Regions from separate parts of the Mus musculus genome. Here region 2 is linked to region 1. Evidence: chromatin loops called from intact Hi-C (ENCODE). Cell type or tissue: heart. All regions are shown on one strand.

Region 1 (2,500 bases):
CACACACTCTCTCACACACACACCCATACACACACCTAGATCCTGCATACAAACAAAAACATGACTTCCGTCCGTTTGAATCTGGCCCAATTTACTTAACTGGATGCTCTCCAGGTCCATATTCTGCAAACAGCATAATTTTATCTTTATTTGTTCATTGGTTGGATAAAATCTATTATCCACATCTCCCCTACCTACTCGTCTGTTGGTAGGCATCAAGGCAGACTCCCTGTCTTGGCAGCTGTGTAAATTACAGCTACAAACACGGATGTGCAAACATCTCTGTGATGATGCACAATTGTCTATTTCTTGACTACAGAGCAAACTTCCTAGAATGTATTGGGCACAAGCAGGACTCTAAAGTAGGTGTGTTTGGGAGGCATCTACTCACATCTTAAACCCCATTCCTGGGTACCCTGGCACAACTCATCTGCAGGTCCTGACAGCCATGTTTAGACTTTATCATTGTTTTGTAGTTGACAGAGATCAACAATACACTTCACCTCTCCTTATTTCTCTACAGAGAACCTAGAATTGTCTTTTGTGTTTCTCTGGACCTGAGGGTTGTTGAGCAGCCATCTTTAGCACAGTCAATGATCAACTTGAATGAAAGAGGATGATAAGCCTACTGGAGACAGGCACAGTCACCAGACAATGCAGTAGGTTCAGATGTCAGCCTTGGCTTCCACTGGCTTTCCATCTTTGAGTCCACACAAGAAGGTGTGTCGCTCTTGTGCTTTGATTTGGGAATTCTTTTCCTGTGCCCCTATAATAAACTCTGTGTTTCATTTTGATCTGAGCTAAAGGGTCCCAATTAAACACAAGCTGGAAATAGTCTGGTTTTCTTAACCTTTAATTCAAGGTTCTTCCTTCTCCCAAAGCATAAAAGAGAAAATAGAGGCTGTGCCAGAATGAGCCTATGAGGTGGCCATAGATGGCACCTCTGTCACCCTTCTACAAAGGACAACTGGAAAGGCCTTCCCTATTTTTGGATGATTAGCCAGAAAGGGTGACTAATGCCTGGGGTCTTGCTTTGGACTCTAAACCATATAATGTTGCAGAACCCCGAGTCCTCTCAGTGAAGGACATTAACAATCTGCTTCAGTTTCAACACATCAAAAGAGGTTTGTGGAGACAATTATTTGCTGAAGGGGCAAGTGACCTTGTTGGACTTGACATTTATTTTATCTTCCTTTGAAAACAGTTAAAATTGCACAGTTGATATTTCGTGCTTCTAATCCTTCGCCTCTAGATGGTTACCAGAAAGAAATAATAGTAATAAAAAAAGATTAGATCTAGCTTTTGACTTGGGGTAGACTTTGGAATTATTTCTTTTCAAAGAAAAACAAGAACAAGACTCTGCCTATACCACTGCTCCCACACAGGAAGAGCTCCCGATGGCCCCTGGTGGTGCCGGCCTGAGGACACAGCAGCTTCGGTGGTTGGTCCAAGGCCAGCCAGCTTCAAGTTCAAATTCTGTGCCTGGCTCCAAGTTGGCTAGAGAATAATGTGTCCGCAGTGCTAGTGTTGTCTGCTGTGGGGCAGGCCAGTTCCCTGAAGCGAACCCGCCCCATGCTTGTTCCCTGACCTCCTCCCACAAATCTGGGATGGTTTTCTAGAGAAATAGCTGCTAGAGTCCTCCACCTAGTCTGCTCTTGCTTTACACAGCACTGGGGCCAGGGAACACTTGAAGGGTGGATTCCAACACCCTGAGGTCAACACCATTCTCCATGGCACACTCTGTGCTACTAGAAGGTTTTGAGAAACTCCTGTCAACACCAGCCATTTCTTTTTGTCTTTTTTTTTATTTTATACAACTGTCTGTATTTGTGTATATGTTTGTACATATATGTATGTGCTTATGTGTATGTGTGTATGTTTGTACGTGTGTATGTTTATTTGCATACATGTGTATATCTCTATGTATGTATATGTGCTTATGTGTATGTATGTTTATATGTATACATGTGTATATGTCTGTATATGTGTGTATATGTATGTGTGTATATATGTGTGTATGTATGTATATATGTGAGTATGAATATGTCTGTACGTGTGTGTATGTGTGTGTGCCCATGGCCCATTTGGAAGCCAGAGGCTGATGGCAGGTTTCCTCCTTATTTTTTTGAGACAGAGTCTCTCACTGAGCCTTGAGATCACTGATTTGACAAAATCAAAACCAGGCAGCTGTGACTGATCCTCCTACCTCTGCCACACTCAATACTGGATGGCATGCATCGATTGCCATGCCTGGCTTTTTTTTCAGTGCTGGGGACCTGAGTCCTCATGCATTCTATCCACAGAACCATCTCTCCAGCTCTGACTGTCCCAAAAGGCTTCTTTCTATCTCCTATTAGACCATAGCTCCTCCCTAGTGGAGCATGCATGCAAGCTTGCCGAGTTTTCCATTCTCTTGGCCTCTGATGGCAGGATTAAATTCAACTGAACAAAGAGCTTAGAAGACATTGTGAAGTTCATAGTCAAACAGTAAACTCAGATT
Region 2 (2,500 bases), 560 kb before region 1:
GGGCCAGCAGGGTCACTGTCTATGTGGCCTGACTTTTTTTTTCTCATTTGACTCGCTTCTGTCATTGCTTATTATTGGTAGATGCATGGACAACATGGTGGTTTATAAATGAAGACTCGCCTCTGTCATTGCTTATTATTGGTAGATGCATGGACAACATGGTGGTTTATAAATGAAGACTCGCCTCTGTCATTGCTTATTATTGGTAGATGCATGGACAACATGGTGGTTTATAAATGAAGACTCAAACACTTTCAGAGAAGAGTTACATTTCTCTTCTCATTCATCTCTGCTTTATCCTCGACCAGGCCGGGGGCCCCATTGTTTCCTAGATAAAATTCCCACCTCTATTTAAGCCACCGCTGCAAAACCACTTGTTCAGCCTTCCAGAACACAGCTCATTTGCAGACCGGTTTAGGCTTGCCCTGACATAGGCTTTCCCAGAACCTCATTCAATAGTCCATGCTCACTCGTGACTTCCTGTTGTTCTTTCTCACACCTCCATGTCTGTTTCCCATACCTTAGGAGGAGAAGAAACCCAAAGAGATCTTGTTGTACAAACAAATTCTCCACCACCTGCCCCCAGCAACTGCTTCTTGCTGAGCCTGGATTCTTCATTTGACCGGGATGACTCACACCCAGGTGACCCTCAGATTTGACTGTCCCAAAATGTCAGCTCTTTGTCATGGTGACTTTCCAATAACTCAGCACTGTGCCTAGCATCTGGCAGGCACTCAAAAAATACCTGATGGGCTAAAAGGAGTACTGACCTTCTGTTCCTAAAGCTTCCAGCTTTCTCACAACAGTTGCCCAGCACTGTAGACCCCAGCTGACCGCCCTCCATGTGGGGCTCTGAAACTCCTGAGTTTGTCATAGTGTAAGCAAGATTGTCATGTCCAAGGTTCCCAGTTCATATGGACCTTCTGTTTACTCTCCTTTGAAAGAACGAACTTTTAGTCCATTCCCTTTCCTAATAGAGCCTACAGGGCTGGGGTGGGGGAGGAAATGACATGGGCTTGGCAAACGCGAGTTTCTATTATTAAAAACAGGTTGAAGTCGGAACTCTGTGCAACTGCTCCCTACTTTCCTCAGTTTTTCTATTTGAAGTGTGGAGATAAGGTCTGAAACTCCCAGCTGGCTCTAGTTGAGGGAACATCATCCTCATTAACACTAATGGGAGCTGGGCTAGATCTGTGCAGGACTTCTGACAGAAGTCCTCTGGGTCAAGCCTACTGAGTGACCCAACGGGAAGAGGGAAGCGTGGGCCATGGATGAGGGAGAGAGGATTGCCCTTCATTTCATTCTCTCCTGGAACCTGGTGACAAGGCAGAAAGAGAAAAACCCAACGCACAGAGACTATTTGACTAAGTCTAAGGTTCTGAAGACAGGCTACGAAGACTTCAAAAAAGCACGGTGATACGGTCCTGAGGGAAAGGAGTGGTCTCTATTCAGTCTGCACACATTGTTGTGGGGAATGTGAAGCTGGCGGGGAATGGCAGAGCGAGAGATGGAACTGCCATTCTGCAGGTGGCAGTGAGGATATATATCATTAGTCAAGAATGTAACGAGCGAGAATTAGATATTTCACGTAGGCACAGAGACCTCATCAGTTTCACTCACTGCTGTATCCCTGCGTCAAGAACAGTGCCTGGCATCTGCTGTGAATGAGATAAACATCTGTTAAAAGATAAATAAAGGGCTGGTTGGATGGGCAGAAGGAGGAGTTAACAAGAAAGGATTCTCTTGGCTGGAAAGATGGCTCAGAAGTATAGATGCTTGTCTAGCAAATCTGGTGACCTGAGTTCAAACCCCAGAACCCATGTAAAAACAGAAGGAGAAAATATACTCTCCAATGTTATCTTCTGTTTTCTACATATATGCCAAGGCACATGTACACACACACCCACCCACCCCCCCCCCCACACACACACGAGACAGGGGAGAGAATAGAGAAAGAGGCAAAAAGAGACAGAAAGAGACAGAGAGAGGGGGAAATTTTAAAGGCTTCTCCAAGAAGAAGTTATTTGTGGGGAGCGGGAGCAGGGGCAGGGTGAACCAGAATGAGCAAGCCAAGACTGTTCTATAGGGAAATCCCTAAAAGAAGAAACAGTAAGTTTCTGAGGCAAGAACAGGTACAGAGTATCAAAAAGAAAGTGAGGCTGAGACTAGTGGATGTTAGGGGGCAGGGGTGGGGTTGGAGACAGAAACACAGATGGACTGACAGAAACATAGACGCTGGAACTTGATGAGGACTGGGCAAGGAAAACAGCAATCAGTCACAAGAATTACTCTATCACCCAAATAAAGCACTCTCAAAATATCTGACACACAGAGTGGGAACCCAGGGCTCTCTAACTTCACGGAACTCAGCCAGGGTTCTGTGAAAAGAAAATCTTCAGCAGTCTGTTTTGCCAAAAAGAAAAACAAATAAATAAAGGGGGGAAAATCAGAATCCTGGAATAATACATGAGAGGCATTATCTTTGGCGGCTACTGTCTAA

What was found. Hi-C counts contacts between places; a loop is a spot of excess contacts. Peaks named below come from ENCODE experiments on the same cell type or tissue, not always from the same donor. Only the 100,000 strongest peaks of a DNase experiment are listed, where the experiment ranks them.
Region 2: it touches region 1 in a loop (6-fold over the local background); 1 of 42 quality-filtered maps calls a loop at or near these places.

What each region holds. Positions count from the first base shown.
Region 1 is chr11:44,127,716-44,130,215 of GRCm38, reverse strand. All of the region lies in intron 6 of Gm12153 (a long non-coding RNA gene), which reads right to left. Among named protein-coding and RNA genes, the nearest start is that of Gm12153, 170 kb to the right of the region's middle. In heart, no CTCF peak of the experiment used is centred here; a DNase peak (open chromatin) is centred at 1,535.
Region 2 is chr11:44,688,323-44,690,822 of GRCm38, reverse strand. The region is part of intron 6 of Ebf1 (early B cell factor 1); the gene reads right to left. Among named protein-coding and RNA genes, the nearest start is that of Ebf1, 71 kb to the right of the region's middle. In heart, no CTCF peak of the experiment used is centred here; DNase peaks (open chromatin) are centred at 762 and 1,052.